Regions from separate parts of the Homo sapiens genome. Here region 2 is linked to region 1. A link is an interaction called in ENCODE POLR2A ChIA-PET data of the cell type or tissue named here. Cell type or tissue: MCF 10A. All regions are shown on one strand.

What was found. ChIA-PET counts read pairs that join two places held together with the same protein. Peaks named below come from ENCODE experiments on the same cell type or tissue, not always from the same donor. Only the 100,000 strongest peaks of a DNase experiment are listed, where the experiment ranks them.
Region 2: POLR2A ChIA-PET joins it to region 1 with 11 read pairs; 3 of 35 experiments call an interaction of 5 or more read pairs at or near these places.

Annotation. Positions count from the first base shown.
Region 1 is chr4:151,427,875-151,435,874 of GRCh38, forward strand. The region is part of intron 1 of FHIP1A (FHF complex subunit HOOK interacting protein 1A); the gene reads left to right. Among named protein-coding and RNA genes, the nearest start is that of FHIP1A, 23 kb to the left of the region's middle. In MCF 10A, no CTCF peak of the experiment used is centred here; no DNase peak of the experiment used is centred here.
Region 2 is chr4:151,537,842-151,545,841 of GRCh38, forward strand. The region is part of intron 3 of FHIP1A (FHF complex subunit HOOK interacting protein 1A); the gene reads left to right. Among named protein-coding and RNA genes, the nearest start is that of FHIP1A, 130 kb to the left of the region's middle. In MCF 10A, no CTCF peak of the experiment used is centred here; DNase peaks (open chromatin) are centred at 80, 3,080 and 3,720.

The DNA of each region.
Region 1 (8,000 bases):
CTTGGGCATTCCAGTTGCTTACTAAATGGTTTATTATGAAACTCGATGGTGATTATTAAATTTCTGAGCCATGCCATCCTTTTAGAGTTATAAAATCACCCAATTTATGTACCCTATAATAAAGGAGAAATGATGTATGGAAATAATCAAGATAGTGGTTTGTATTTCACTTGATATAGTATCATGGTAATCTGTTTTGCATTTTATAGTATATGCTTTTGTGCAAAGAAGTAATGTTTATTCAGGAATATTTCTGAAGGTATATGTTGTTTTATTGCCCAGGTATAACACAATTTTTCAGGAACACACATTTTTACATAAAATGAGATACATCTTGAGTTTCATTTTTCTCTTTGCTGCTTTTTCATTTTTGTCAAAAATATGCTTTAGAAATACCATAAATATGATGCGGAAGGCTGATTGAAAAAGAACCCTAACATTTGTATGATGGTTTTCAGTTTGCAAATAATTAAGGAACTCTTTGGCAAAACCAAAGCATTATCTCTAAGTAAATAATGAAACTGATTTTATATCCTTAATATTGCTCAAATTCATTCATTTCTCTCCATCTTTACTAATACTACCTTCTCTTCTGTGTTACTACATTCGTCTCTTAACTGGTCTTCCTGCTTCTCCCCAGGCCACTCTCTTCTACCTCACCCTTAGTAATATTTAAACAATGTAGATTTCATCATGTCATTCTCCCTCCAGCACCCTCCTTCCCATTTTAAAATCCTTTTGGGGCTTTTTTGTTTAATCACTGTAAGGGTAAATAAAGATCCTTAATACGTGCAAGGCTCCCCAACTGTCTTTCCAGTCTCATCTCATGATACTCTCTCACTAACTCTCAATACTTGAGGACCACTGTCGTTCTTTCATTTCTTTTAATGTGTTTTTCTCTTTTAAAAAGTTGCAGAGCCTTTGCACACACTGTTGACCATACTTGGAACACCATTCCTCCCCCTCCCACATCATCTTTATACATCTCCACCTCAGCCACCTTGGCTTAGTTAACTCCTATTTATCTTTAGCTCAGGCTCCATTTCCTTAGGGAAGTCTTTACCCTAGTTGGGTCTCACTATTATAGGCATTTACATCACTATGTATCTTTTTTTCCCATTGGACTTACTGGTTATAATTTATATGCTTACATAAATTGTTTTCCCACCTGGCTGTACACTTCATGAAGGCAGGCAGTTCGCCTGTTTTGTTTTGTTCATAGTGTTTGGGTCTCACTATTATAGGCATTTACATCACTATGTATCTTTTTTTCCCATTAGACTTACTGGTTATAATTTATATGCTTACATAAATTGTTTTCCCACCTGGCTGTACACTTCATGAAGGCAGGCAGTTCGCCTGTTTTTGTTCACCATTGTTTCCCCAACACTTAGCTCAGTACCTAGTACAGATTAGGTACACCATAAATATTTGTTGAATGAATGAATAACATGAAAGAATGGAATTAGATATGGCCATCATCTAGTTAATTAAGCGCACACACAATACCAATACCAAAGACATTGTAAAAAGTGAAACGTGCCCTTCAAAGAAATCATCTAGGGAGGTTACCTCCTTATTTCATAGCTGCTGTTGTTAGAAAGGAATTTTGGAGCAACTCTAAAGAATTGTCTTTAGAAGTAGTTTACAAGCCACATAAAGGATGAAAGCACTTATCCTTTTGATTAAAAATAATATCCACGGTGGCTCATGCCTGTAATCCTGACACTTTGGGAGGCCAAGGTGGGTGGATCACTTGGGGCCAGGAGTTGGAGACCAGCCTGGCCAATATGGCGAAACTGTGTCTCTACTAAAAATACAAAAATTAGCCAGGTGTAGTGGCATGTGCCTGTGGTCCCAGCAGTTCAGGAGTCTGAGGCATGAGAATTGCTTGAATACGGGAGGCGGAGGTTGCAATGAGCCGAGATCGCACCACTGCACTCCAGCCTGGGCGACAGAGTGAGACTCTATCTCAAAAAAAAAAAAAAAAAAAAAAATCAGTTTGATGATTCTCTTCATTTTCTAAATGTACTTTCCAGCTTACAGATACCAAATTCCACTTTCAAATAACCAAATTTGCCACAGTTGAAAATTTCAAAGGAATGTTATATGCATGAAGGCAGTCCTAAAAGAATTGTTCCTAAAATGTTTAGAGCATTGGTGGGCATTTTTATAATAAGAAGTGTGTTGTCTTTGAAGAGGCTAATGCTCCTCTGGATGTGTGGGTTTTGCTGTTTCTGTTAAAATCTTTCACAAAGCCTCTCTTCATGAAGTAAGGATGTTTCAGTTTTGCTTCTGGTTATGAGGTGGAGGGATGTGTTTTACCTTCTTAAGTCATTCACTTCATCTTTGTGCTTTTCATCCTCCATGGTCGAAATAAATCTTGCAGAATTTGTTTTTTACTAGAAAGGAATGTAACAGGGAGTTGAGTTAACACTTATAAAGTGCCTTACATTCCCAGGTGTTGAGTTCTATGCTTAAGAACAGTCCCTGTTAGTGTGAAAGATCACAGAACTGGGACCACATTCTTTCATTGAAAAGCATCAGGGATTCTTGCCAAGTTCTACTATTCAAGATTATTTATTCAATATTTTCATTGACTTAGCTGCCAGCACTTATCCTTTTTTGTACTAGGTACTGCCCTTTTACTTTCTGATTTTGGAAGAAATTTACTGTGTGTTATACCTTTCTCCAATAGCTTAAATTGGCATTGATTTTAAGTAGGAGTAATTGAGTCTAAAATAACACATATATGTCTTTGCCTTTTAATCTGTGGGAACACTTTTGGATATACTGAACTGATAACAGCAGCTATTGAAGATTACCTTCCAGCAGGATATTTGTCACAGCTCCATTCAGCTGACCCTCAGGACTATACTTTTCACTTGCTTACCTTTGAGAAAATGCACTCAAATCAACATGATACGATGCTTTCAGTATAGTAGACGGCTCTGTAAGCCTAACATTTTGGTAGGAAGCCTTAGTTTACACGGGCAGTAACAAAAGTTCTATTGACCTTTTATTCTAGTATTCTTGTTTGCACCTGAGCAACAGAGGTTTAGCTTTCATTTGCTTTTTGTTTTGTTGACTACTTGCCAGTAAAAGCTTACATTTTCATACTGCTTCAGTGCTGACTATATTTACTTATGCAAATACATTTTTTTGTGCCTAGCAATAATAAGATTTGTGAGAGAACCATCTTTTGAATTTGATCTTTTAAAGACTGCTTCTAGGATAAATATCTTCTTTAGCAGGCCACTGCTTTTTTGGTAAATAAGCCTGGTGGAAAAGGCCTTTCAGTGTTTGTGCAGGAGACTCACTATGTTTTCTGCCCATCTGTGTGAATCTCAGTCAATCCTGACTGTGGTTGAGTCGCAAGCTCTAACCTGAATCAGTGAGTTAATCCTTGTGAGCCCTGGCCCGCCACTCCCTACCTCCAAATGCAATTGTCCCCCAGAGGGATTTGAATAATGTCAAATGCATTTTGACTGAGATGATGCGCTTACATTTGCATTAAGCCCCTTATTATTATTGTTTTTAAAAAAATCATTCTTAAGCTGGGGTCATGTTATTTTGTAATGTATTTAATAGGTACAGTTCATGTTCTTATCACTTACCTGACTGTCGTGCCATTTCCTGTGTCAAGTGTTAAGGGAAAGAGAATTACTTTTCTGTGTGAGATAGTGCCACTTTGGGAAATTATTTTGCTGTGGCTTCAGGAAGTCTTAGGTATGAGGGCAGTAATGTTCTAAAGTCACTTGTGTTCACTGGATGAGCACTGCAATGCTGTAAGGTCATGAAAAGTTAATGAGAATTAATACTTTCTAAACATAATCCCCTACTATTTTAAATAATGACCCATTCAAGTTCAAGCAAAATGTATTGAAATATTCTGACATGAGTTGAACAATTTAAAACTGGTTAAAGAAAGGATAATAAAGGATTCAGGATGGATCATTTAGCTGTGAAGGAAATTGGCTGCTTTGTATGGCAGGTTTACTAATCTTTTAAGGAGGAAGCTGAAGTGAAGAGAGATTAAATAGTTGCCCAAAGTCATATGGGTAACCAGTGACAGAGCTGGGTTCTGAATCCAGATCTCTAAAGCAAAGCTGGTGACCTTAACTACTCTGTAGTACAGCCTTTCCTCTGGAAGAGAGGCATTATGTGCCATAAGAAATAATGCAACTCCTCTTTATTGAAAATATGAGACAAATTCAGATTTGGAAGATAAGTTAGTAAATTACTTGAGCCTTTATTGAACTAGCAATCCAATTTAATAGAAATTTGTCAAGGGCCTAGTATGTGTAAAGCATTATGTTAGGTGCCAGACAGGTTATCAAGATCACCAACTCACAGAGCTTTTAAAATATGTGTGAAAATAACTTTCGTATAAGACAAGATTCATTCATTGAGCAAATATTTACTTGGCACCTATGTTGTGCTAGGACTGAGGTAGACACTAGGAATCATTCATCTAGTCATGAATTCATGAATTCATCCTGAACTTTTGATGATCTGCTGTGTGCCAGGCACTGTTCTAGGTGCTGAGAATATAGTTGTGAACAAAGCAAGCAAGGTTCCTATTCTCATTGGGTGAGTGAGGAAGAGACAGACAATAAATATGTAAGCAGGAAAAGACCTGCTCTTCAGAGAATTAAAGTCAGATGGTCTGCAGAGAGTGACTGGGTGGCTGTATTAGATTGCAAAAATTAGTTAAGACTTGGTCTTTGCTCTGGAGGAGATGGACTTGTAACTCCAGTGTGATTCCATTTGTGCAGTGATCAATGTATGAACAAAGTGTGCTGGGTAAATCCAACTGTGGAGAGCCTTGCATATCCTCATGAGGAAACTGAGGGATGACTAGGCACTGTGCTGACAGGATCAGAAGTGTGTTTAGGATGGTAAGGTTGAAGCAGTCAGAAGTCTAGGCTAGACAGGAGAGAGATTGATAAGATGTGATGATTACTCTCTGGAATTACAGCCCTAGTCAAGTGCAGGGGGAGGGAGAGAGGAGGAAGTGCTTACTTTTTGCTGAGAGGACTAGAAAGTGCTTCCTGGGTGAGGTACCATTTAAACCTGGTCTTTTAACATGCAGAGATGAAGGGAAGGGTATTGTATGGTTGTATTACTAATGAGCAAAAATGGAAAGATACAGCTTATTTTGGGAGTAGTTAGACTTTTGGCAAGTTCAAGTGTGTGTGTGAGGGAGAAAGCCTTTCGGGTTAGGCCTGAAATACCAGCTTGCTTCAGGTGAGCAGAGGAAATGCGATGAAGGTTTTTGACTAAACTGACACAGTCACAGCCTTAGGAATATTATTCTTACAGCAGTATATAAGATAAGTTGGAATGGGGAGAGAGGTGGCTGAGAGAGTATTGAGGAGGCTACTGTGAAGGCCCGTAGGTAATGGCGTTCTGATCTAGGATGGTGACCCTGGGGCTAGAGAAAATGTGATGGGTCCCTGTGGAGGTAGGAATAGTAAGGCAGTCTACTGATGAGATGTGGAAAGTTAGGGAGAAGAAGGGGAAGAGTGTGACTCCAGGAATGTAAGCCCAGATGACTGGGAAGATGGGATTTCTGTGACAAACTTGGGATGGCAGAAAAAAAATAGATTTAGGAGGACAGACTACTTAGATTAGTTTGAAACTTGCGGAGTTAATGGCGCTGGTGAGACATTGAAGTATGAGTATCAGATAAATAAATGAAAATGGGATTTTAGCTCTGAGTTAGAAGAGGTGTTAACTAAGGGCATGGGAGTGGAGGCTGTGAGATAGATGACGGTGGCCAGGAACTTGCTCAAAGAGAGAAGGGAGGTGAGGTGGAAACTTAGAAACATCACAGTTTTGGCTATTTTTATTTTTGTTTTTGTACTTCACTGCTGATAATCTCTGAATCAAACTACACTATTAGACTCGTAGCCCTTTAGAATCTCTTGCTCAATCTACTATGTCTCTTGAAAAATTGCATGCCTGGGCCATATTATCTTGATTCTATTGCAAAGTTCAGATTTAATTAGGGACAGCATATAAAACAGCTCTATGCCCTTTTTTGCTATAGGGATGCTGTTGGGAGATTTTTCCGTCATATCTTTCAGTGTTTCGAAGAGCAACTTTTTCATAGTAAGTGATAGGAAAGAACTTTGCTTCCCTGAAGAAGTGCAAATGTTTGTTCCCGATGGAAAATTATATAACTAATCATGTTTACGTTTTCACCTTTGCTGCTATAAAGCACAAAATCAAATTCCCTGTTGAACTGTAGTTACTGTGTAAGACTTCATGGTCTCCATTTTGAATTCTATTCCATTTTCTTTTATCCTGGCCACATTCTTCATTTACTACCCTAATTTATACTCTTTGGCTGTAAGTCCTAGTTTTCTTTTTTAACATATGCATTTCTCATAAGCTATCTCAAATTCTTTGTAGGATTAGATGGGAATTAATAAATAATGTCACTATGTTACTTACTATATGAATGAGATATTCTTAGACTGTTATAGATCAGTATATAAATATAAGGACTCAGCATATTCTAAATTTACATATTTTTTCTTTTCTATGAAACTTTTCTTTGATAGCTTTAGGCAAGTGGTACATATAATCACAGAGTGTAAAACTATGTGAAAAATGATATAACAGGGAGAGCCAAATTCAGGAGTAAATATTTTCACATTGACTCCAGTTAACTCTGCCTCTTGGTCAATTATTCATTCCCAGGTGTATGAATCATTGCAGTAAGAATTGGATTTTTTTTCCCCAGTCATTCATAAATGTTACCAGTTGGCTCATTTGGAAACTTGGAGTTTATATTATTAGTGACATGGGACTAATCATTGGAATTTGAGCTGATCTAATCTGGTAATGATTTTAGTTCCAATCAGTGTATGCAGATCTTGCCTCAGAACACTGTGTAGTATTAGTTGGTTGTTTACTATTGAGTAATGAGTAGGTCACTGGTTAGGTAAAAAGAATTGACCTCCTACTGCCAATCATTCCTTGATTCTGTTGTCTAAGAAAATATCTTTTCTTTTTCACACTATGCAAGGAAACCCTTGCTCTTGGTGGCCAGATGAGGAATTGGACTCCTTTATGACACACATCTTTTAAAAAAATTGATATGTAATAGTTTTAGGTATTTTGGGGGTAATGTGATATTTTGATACATGCATACAATATATAATGATTAAATTGGAGTAATTGGGATATTTATAACCTCAAACATTTATCTTTTCTTTATGTTGGGAACATTCCAATTCTTCTAGTCTTGCTATTTTGAACTATACAATACATTGTTGCTAACTATAGTCCTATAGTCACCTTACTGTGCTGTGGAACACTGGAACTTACTCCTTTTAGCTAACTATTTTCCTACTCATTAACCAACTTCTCTTCATTCTCTCCTCCCTCCACCCTCTCTCAGCCTCTGGTAACTACGAATCAACTCTCTACCTCATGAGATTCACTTTTTAAGCTCCCACCTGAGTGAGAACATGTGGTATATAAATCTTATAAATAAAAATCTTTTAAATTAAAATTATCAAATAATTAAAGGGGTATCTGTGATGACTGGATTTGCCCTATTTAACCTCCAGTAAAAAATTTTCCTAAACCTGCGTTGGTATAAATCTAAATGGGTTTGGGTGTGGTGGTTCACACCTGTAATCCCAGCACTTTGGGAGGCTGAGGCGGCTGGATCACCTGAGGTCAGGAGTTCAGGACCAGCCTGGCCAACATGGGGAAACCCCATCTCTACTAAAAATACAAAAATTAGCCAGGTGTGGTGGCACATGCCTATAATCCCAGCTACTCGGGAGGCTGAAGCAGGAGAATCGCTTGAACCCAGGAGGCTGAGGTTACAGTGAGCCGAGATTGTGCCATTGCACTCCAGCCTGGGTGACAGAGTGAAACTCTGTGTCAAAAAAAAAAAAAAAAAAAATTCTAAATGGTATAAAAAATCTTTGTAGAATCATATGAATATCAAGTAAGATTTTTTGGAATTTTGTTTT
Region 2 (8,000 bases), 110 kb after region 1:
TCTTTTATTTCAGGCTGTCAGAGCTTTTCTGAAATGTTGCAATCCTGCTTCAGAATAGGGGCATCTGAGTCTTGGCATTCATCCCAGTCATAGCCTCTTTTGCCAATTCTTCCACAATTTCTGTAATTGTAACATGTAAAAGAACTCTTCATCCTGACCAGGAAGGATGGTGGTGAATGTGACAGTGGGGATTCATGGGTAAGGGATAAATGACTTTAACTGAGTCAGAAGCAGCAAACTTTGAGGGGTTTGTATTTCATGTTGAGAACGTTCCCTTAGACCATAGTAGTAGTGGAGTATAAGGAGATGGTTGAGGGTGAACTCTTTAACCTCATGGCCTGGTTTTTCATCCTGGCTCTTCCCCTTACTAGTTGTATAAGCACAGGCATGTTTCTTAATCTCTCCTTTCATCAATTTCTTCAGTTGTAGAATGAGGATAATAATAATAGTACCCATTTTATAGCGTTGTTCCAGGATTAAGTTGTTACATGTAAAGTGCTTGGTATAGGGCCTGGTAACTGCTCATAGTTGTTAACATTTTTATTATTTCACCTCTTGCATCTGTCCTGTCACCTGAAGTACTTTTTAAAATGCAGATTCCTGGATTTCCATTCCCAGACCTTCCAAATCAGAATCTGAAGGGATAGGGCCCTAGGAATTGCATTTCAGAAAGATTCCCACATGGTTCTTAGGAATGCTAAAGTTTTTGAATAGTTACCTTGAGCCATTACTATTTCTCCATGGTAAGTGAGCTCTCTAGTCTTTCTTTAGAGATGTGGTTGGGTACTTCTGCAAAAGCGCATACCTCCTCTCTAAGAACACTTCTGGTGTTGCCAGAAACTAACCAAACTTTCTATACAGAGTCAAGTTATGGCGGAACTGTGTATCTAGCTGGCTCAGTGGCATGCACACTGGGGTCAGGCGGATGTGAGACCATAGAATGTGATGAGTTCTATGACAAACTAGAGCATGAATGTTATATTCAAAGGTCTCCAGATGAAAATAAAACATAAATCTGTGGGCTGGATTCAGTATTCTGGCTGCCAATTTGTAATAGTTTTACATAGGTATGGAGCAGTGTCTTTAGGTGAGGTTGGGAGGGAGAATATAAATTTGCAAATCTCTTTGTCAATTTTCTTGTAAGTGTGCTGCTCAAGGCCAGTATTTTTTCTACCAGCCGTTCTATTAGGGATTATTGTCCAGTGTAAATATTGCAAATTAAACTCTGGGGATAACCTTAGGCTATATAGATAGCAGTATATGCTTCCTTTTTCAAAAACGATGACTCTGTAGCACTTCTCCCCCAAAGGATGTGGCAGAAAGCCACAGATATTCCCTCTCTGAGAGACTTAACTGATACTTTTTTAAGCAAGAATAACCATGATTAAAGTTACTGTTTTAAGTTAGAGACTAGCTTTTGAGAATACAACTGACTTCTTTTTATAGTACAGTAGACGTGGCCAGGCACAGTGGCTCACACCTGTAATCCCAGCGCTTTGGGAGGCTGAGGCAGGTGGATCATCTGAGGTCAGGAGTTCAAGACTAGCCTGGCCAACGTGGTGAAAATAAAAAATTAGCCGGGCATGATGGTGGGTGCCTCTAATCCCAGCTATTAGGAAGGCTGGGGCGGGAGAATAGCTTGAAACTGGGAGGCGGAGGTTGCAGTGAGCTGAGATCTCACCATTGCACTCCAGCCTGGGTGGCAGAGGGAGACTCTGTCTAAAAAAAAAAAAAAAAAAAAAAAATACAGTGGACGTTCTCTTAACCAATCTATGTGGTTCCCTGGTTTACCAGTGCTTTCCATTCTCTCTGGAAAGTACATTGACTCTCATGCCCACTCCCTGCTGAGTGCCCTGTCTGGTAGGCTATTTCCCATGTGTGCTCAAGGTTCCAAACATTTCCTCCCACTGCTGAGTTGTGTGCATTGTTACAGTAATTACATAGTTTCATTAAATAACAAGTATACTGATGAAATATGTGTGTGAAAAGGAAATTGTTTATTTTGATGAAGTTGAATTAATTGGAAAGACTAAAGGCAACTTGCCATAAGATATTGGTGTCAAATTGGATGTGGAAGAGAGAACTCTAAATGATTGGCAAAGATGTTTAAAATATGGAAGGATTCTGCACTGAATTGATTCATACTGAGGTTCTTCTCAACTTCAAGTAACCTAAATGGGAAGTTAGGTTTATGCAAGAAAGACAACTTTGACCTTCAATCAGCAGACCTGTACTTAAAGAAATAGCCTTGGCCTATGTGAAAATGCTGGCAAATAAATTTGCTTTTTTAAGTTTCATGATTAAATATTTAAGATAGGAACATATGTGTCATTTTTTAAAATGATTATGTACCTTAAATGGTATTTTCTCTTAATCTACAAACCATCATCCCAGTTGCAATAGAGTTTCTGTAGTTCCATCCCACAGAGCTATATTGCTAATAAAATAGAGTAGTTGACCAAGACTAGCCTGCAGCCAACTTGGGAAGAGGATCTCTTTTTACAGAAAACAGTGCTTTCAAAAGCGGACTATCCAGAAATACCTCATATATTTTTTTAAGTTTGATCCTTTCACTTTATACCTTAGTTCTACCTAGTTTTAGCTTTTCAAATACTTAAATATAAGTAAGTATACATTTCATAAAATGGTAAAATCGACATTTTATCTTCCTGTGAAAAATTTCTCATTAAGTGGTGCTTATTCAATATAAAGTGATTCATTTTTAAGCTCAAAGGTGTTCAGAATACTCTACAGCAGTAAAATTGGGTATAATAAACTATCCTTACTTCAGACATGAACTGATAAAGAGTTTCTTATATAAAATCCTAGTGGTAAAAATAAGTTTAGAAAATAAAAAATATTAACAGTCAGCTTATATGGCCAAATCTTTGTTCTGCTCCCATTGTATTTTCTGGGTGTGTTTTGCTCTCCTGAGTCAGGCAGCTGCTTTGCTGCTTAGGTTATTCCCAGACTTCTCAGGGCTCCAGGAGCATGAGCTTCTATGGCTTCCTGGTCCAATGTTCCCCCGAGGCAGTGATGTTGAAGGTAGAACAGACAAGACAACTTGGATAAACAACTACATAAAAATTTTCCTTATCTTGACTTTGGCTCCAGTCCATGAGTGAGACACAGTAGAATAATATCCTCGTGCTTTTTGAGTATGTACGTACCTCCTAAAGCTAACCAGTGAGTCATCAGCAGACTACTTGATGAAGCTAGTGTTGTTACTTTTCTCTAGGGTGTTCATCTCTTCCCATTAAGGACTTTTTTTAAGATATGCTACACTAGTTTTTAGACCCTCTCTTGCATTAGTAACAAAAAGACTAGAGATCATTGTTTATTACCTGTGATGGTAAGTACCCAGGAATATTTGTTGAATGAATGAACTGGTTTGCCAGTCTCAACAGACTTGTATTTGCTAATAACCCTGAGTGAAGAGGGACATTATCAGTTAGGTTAATAAAGCATTAAGTTGAGAGTGGGAATGTTAATGCAGGCATAATGGAGTAAAATTGCCTGGCCTGAGCTGGTAATTGGAGTTTAGCCACTGCATATACATTTTTACAGTCCTTTATGTTTCTTTCTCTTTTCCATCACGAGAGCTCATTCTTTTGAGACTCATGTCTGTGTCATCAACATCCAATAATATTCATTAAGCTCCTGCATGCCAAGTACTGCTGGGTTTCGTCCCTTTTAATGAGTGTGACGTTTAAGTTGAAGGATAGGCTTTTATGCAACACTGCTTTGTCCTGGAAGGAGTAATCTGTGAGTACACATGATTTTGGCACACTGTTTTCCTCAGTTCAGTGAGCTAATTAGATCAATCACATATTTTTGTTGGCAAGCTCTGGCTGCTTCTTTAAAACAAGGGGTAAATCAGTGTGCCTTTATGCTGGGAGATGTTATCAGACCTGGGCTCTGTCGGTAGTAGCCATTAGTGGGTTCTTTTATCTTGATTTTGTAAATAGTTGCTCCTTTACACAATAGATGTTCATGCTCCATGATTCCTTGCTAATTACACTTTTGTCACTTACTACAGTACGCCTTTTCGGTCATCAAGCATTGCTTATGCAGAGTACAATTGAGACAGCCAAGTAAAAAGGGGTCCCTGGAGAATCTCTGACTGGCCTGTGCACTGGGAGGATGGGTTGGAGCCTTGGGAAGTTCACACCATTTGCAGTGGGGAGGAGCCTGGCCTCTCCTTTCCTGTTAAGAGGAACCTCTCTCACTTTGTTGAGAGGTTTTCTTTTTTTTCTTTTTTGCCCAGTAAATTCTGTTCCCCTTCACCCTTCAAAGTGTGTGTGTGGCTAACTTTTCCTGGTTGTGTGACGAGAACCCAGTTTTTTCTACAACACAGTGTTGTGTGTGTGGTGCTCTGTTTTGTGCTGCTCTTGGTTAGGTTTTTAAACAATGCTTTAAAAATAAGTAATTGCACAAAACAACATTTAAGGAAATCAAAATACATGGAAACTTTTTTTGTCCAGCCCTTGGTGGAATGTGACTTGTCCCCTCCACATCCCCTGCTTTTTTTTATTCCCAGTATTAAGTATTTGTAAGCTCTCTTAATTTTCCCTTCAAAGTTGTTTTGATTTGTCCCACTCTATATTCTCTTTGCTATCACCTGGCTTAGTCCCTCATCACTGTACTACCTGCTTTACCTGCAGTATTCTCTCTCTCTCTCAACAGCCTCGTTTGCCTCATGCCAACTTATCCCATGTTTATCTGCCAGACTCATTTCCTTACATCCCTCTTTTGTCCTACAATAACTATGCTCAGAATTCTTTATGAGCTCCCAGTTGCCTCATGAACTGGCCCCTGACTCCCTTGCCTGGCTGTCATTACTCGGTTCCATGAACTCTGTCAGTGGCAGTTCCTGCTCCTCAAAAGTCAGTTGTCTTCCCTGGGGGAAATAAGCTTGTTTTCCGCTCCCTACAGCATGGCACCATGGTTAAGAGCATGGGGGAGCAGATTTGCTTGAGATCAAATGCTGGTTCAGCCACTTACCTCAGGAAGGCAACCTCTCTGTGCCTTAGATTTCTCATCTATAAATTGGGCATAATGCTAGCCCATCCTTCATATACTTCTGAGGTGTGAGTTGTGTTATGTATCTGACACAGTAAGAATTTAGCAAAAGGGTGAACTACTATTGTTATTATGTTGCCTAAAATGCCCTTCTAATAATTATGTTAGCACTTATGTATTGCTACTATGTGTCAGATAGACACTGTTCTGAAACTCTTTCCTATGTGAATTTGTTTAGCTCTTACAATAACTCCATGAAGAAAGAACTGGTACCCCATTTTATAGATGAGAAAACTGAGGCACAGAGGTGGAGTGACTTGCTTAACCTCATCCAGCAGATGTGGCAGGGCTAAGATTTGAACCTAGGAAATCCAGCTCTAGAGTCTGTGCTCTTAAGCACTGTACTGTAAACCTAAATTCTCCTTGTATGATAAACATGCTGTAAAGTGAACCCCCTCCAAAACTGTATGCTTAGCCCCTCACCACCAGCCCATAGGGATGGCTTTCTGAACTCCTAATGCATGTAATAGGCATAGAAAAGCTAAAGCCTTCATTGTTTTGTATCCTGCAGTCCTGTATATATATGAAAAAATTCTTTGATTATAATTATTGAATGCTATAATAGAGAATTTGGAATATGGAGACACCAAAGAATAGCATACAATACACCTGGAGATAACTACTATTCACAGGTTATCTGTGTTCCTGAACTTATTTGTAAATATTATACATATATCTTTCACAATATAGGGCATTATACGTACACACATTATACATAATTATTATCATACCATGTATATAATTTTGCATCTTGCTTTTTTTGCTTAATATTATAGTGTGAGCATTTGCCTGTCATTAAATAATCTAAGTCACCATTATAATGAATGCAAACAATTTAATTTGTTATTTAGACTGTAGTGGACATATTGTTTCCTTCTAATTTTTTATAACTAGAAACATTTCTACAATTAAATGGATCAAAGATTATGGCTTAAAAAAGACTTCTGGTATGTTTGCAAAATTGCCTTTCAGTAGGTTGTATCTATTTATTACTTCTGTAGTGGAAAACTCTAGGGTGTTTCAAGGCACTGATTGATTGTGAAAATTTTGATGCATCTTTGCTAACGTGATAGATGATCTAGGGCAAGTGTCATGGCTCAAATTGCGTTGAACCAAAGTGCTTAGGGCAATAAGCACATGGTACTCCCTGAGTACTTATTTGGCTAATTTTCAATAGTGATGTGGTGGGATTTGTAGAATTCTAAGATTCAGAAACTGGAGGACACGGGACAAAATCATTTACTAAAGCTCCATATTTTGAAGATAAAGTGAGACACAGAGTAGTGAAGTAACTGTCCAAGTTCGTATAGCTGGTTGGGAGCAGAATAAGTATTATGTTTCTTGTTTTCAAGCTCTGATTGTTTTCACTATGTCACATTGTTTTTCACTTACCTTAACCCATTGACCCCGATCTGGCTTCACTTACAGTGAGACATAGCTGCCCAAACTTGGAGGTGCAGCTTATGACCATATACCAAAATAATCAATGTTTTCAACACTTTGGGTCTAAGATACAGGGATACTGATTAACCTCACCAAACAGTCCAACTTTGTCATTATTTAATTTCTCCTTTTCCTGCTTAGAGCTTCCCAGGTGCCACTGTTTAAGATCAACTGGAGGGAGTGTGAAGATGGGGACCTGAAATATGGCCTGTCCCTCACAGACCGAGACCTCAGACTCTGTGATGCTGTTTAGTGCTTTGTGCTTGGAAATAGGATTCTTAGGGGTTATGGGTTTAGGTGGTAGTTGCAGTGTCTGGCTGTGTGGCCTTTCCCCTCTTCTGCCATGGTATTGAGAAAAGGAAATCCATGGAAGCTGGCTCAGCTTGACTTAATCTTGCCTCTGGAACCAGTTCTCTGAGCTGTCATCTTAATACAGCCTTGCTCTGCAGGTTCAGAGGTGTGGAAGTTGGGAGGCTGAGGCAGGAGTTTGTCTTGAGCCCAGGTATTTGAGACCAGCCTGGGTAACATAGGGAGACCCCCTATCTACAAAAAAATACAAAAATTAGCCAGGTGTGGTAGTGTGCACCTGCAAAGCTACTTGGAGAGGCTGAGGTGGGAGGACCACTTGAGCCCTGGAGGGCAAAGCTTTAGTGAGCTGTGATCATGCCACTGCACTCCAGCCTGGGCAACACAGTGGGACTCTGTCTAAAAACAAAAAGTGTGGAAGTCCTCACTGCCCTCACTATTTTTGCATTTTCCAAAAGAGCAGTTGGTTTCCCAGAAAGGTCTGGGTAGCATGGATTAATATTTCTACATATTGATAATGTGGAATGAAAAGTAAATGCAATGACTTTTTGCAGTTTAATCTTTCTTTGATATTGTGTTAATTAAGCCATAAAAAACTAGTAGTTTCAAGGCAGAACATACATGTTAAATTCATATCCACCCATATTGCTAATAAGATTGACTAAAATTTCCAAGGCAAAATATTTCCTTATCCTTCTTTTTTTTTTTTTTTTTTTTTTTTTTGAGACAGAGTCTCGCTCTATCTCCCAGGCTGGAATGCAATGGCATGATCTCGGCTCACTGCAACCTCTGCCTCCCGGGTTCAAGCAATTCTCCTGCCTCAGCCTCCCGAGTAGCTGGGACTACAGGTGCCCACTGCCACGCCCGGCTAATTTTTTGTATTTTTAGTAGAGATGGGGTTTCACCATGTTAGCCAGGATGGTCTCGATCTCCTGACCTCGTGATCCACCGGCCTCAGCCTCCCAAAGTGCTGGGATTACAGGTGTGAGCCACCTCCCCCAGCCTCCTTATCCTTCTTAGTTTTCAGAATAACCTATCTATATCCCTCCTCTTGTCCTTAACAAAGAACAAAGGATGTAACTAGTTGATTATAAGAATTATTTTGAATTAAAATTTCCCTATTAAAAAAATTGAAAAAGAAACCTGCTTTGAAAAATGTCTCACCTTCA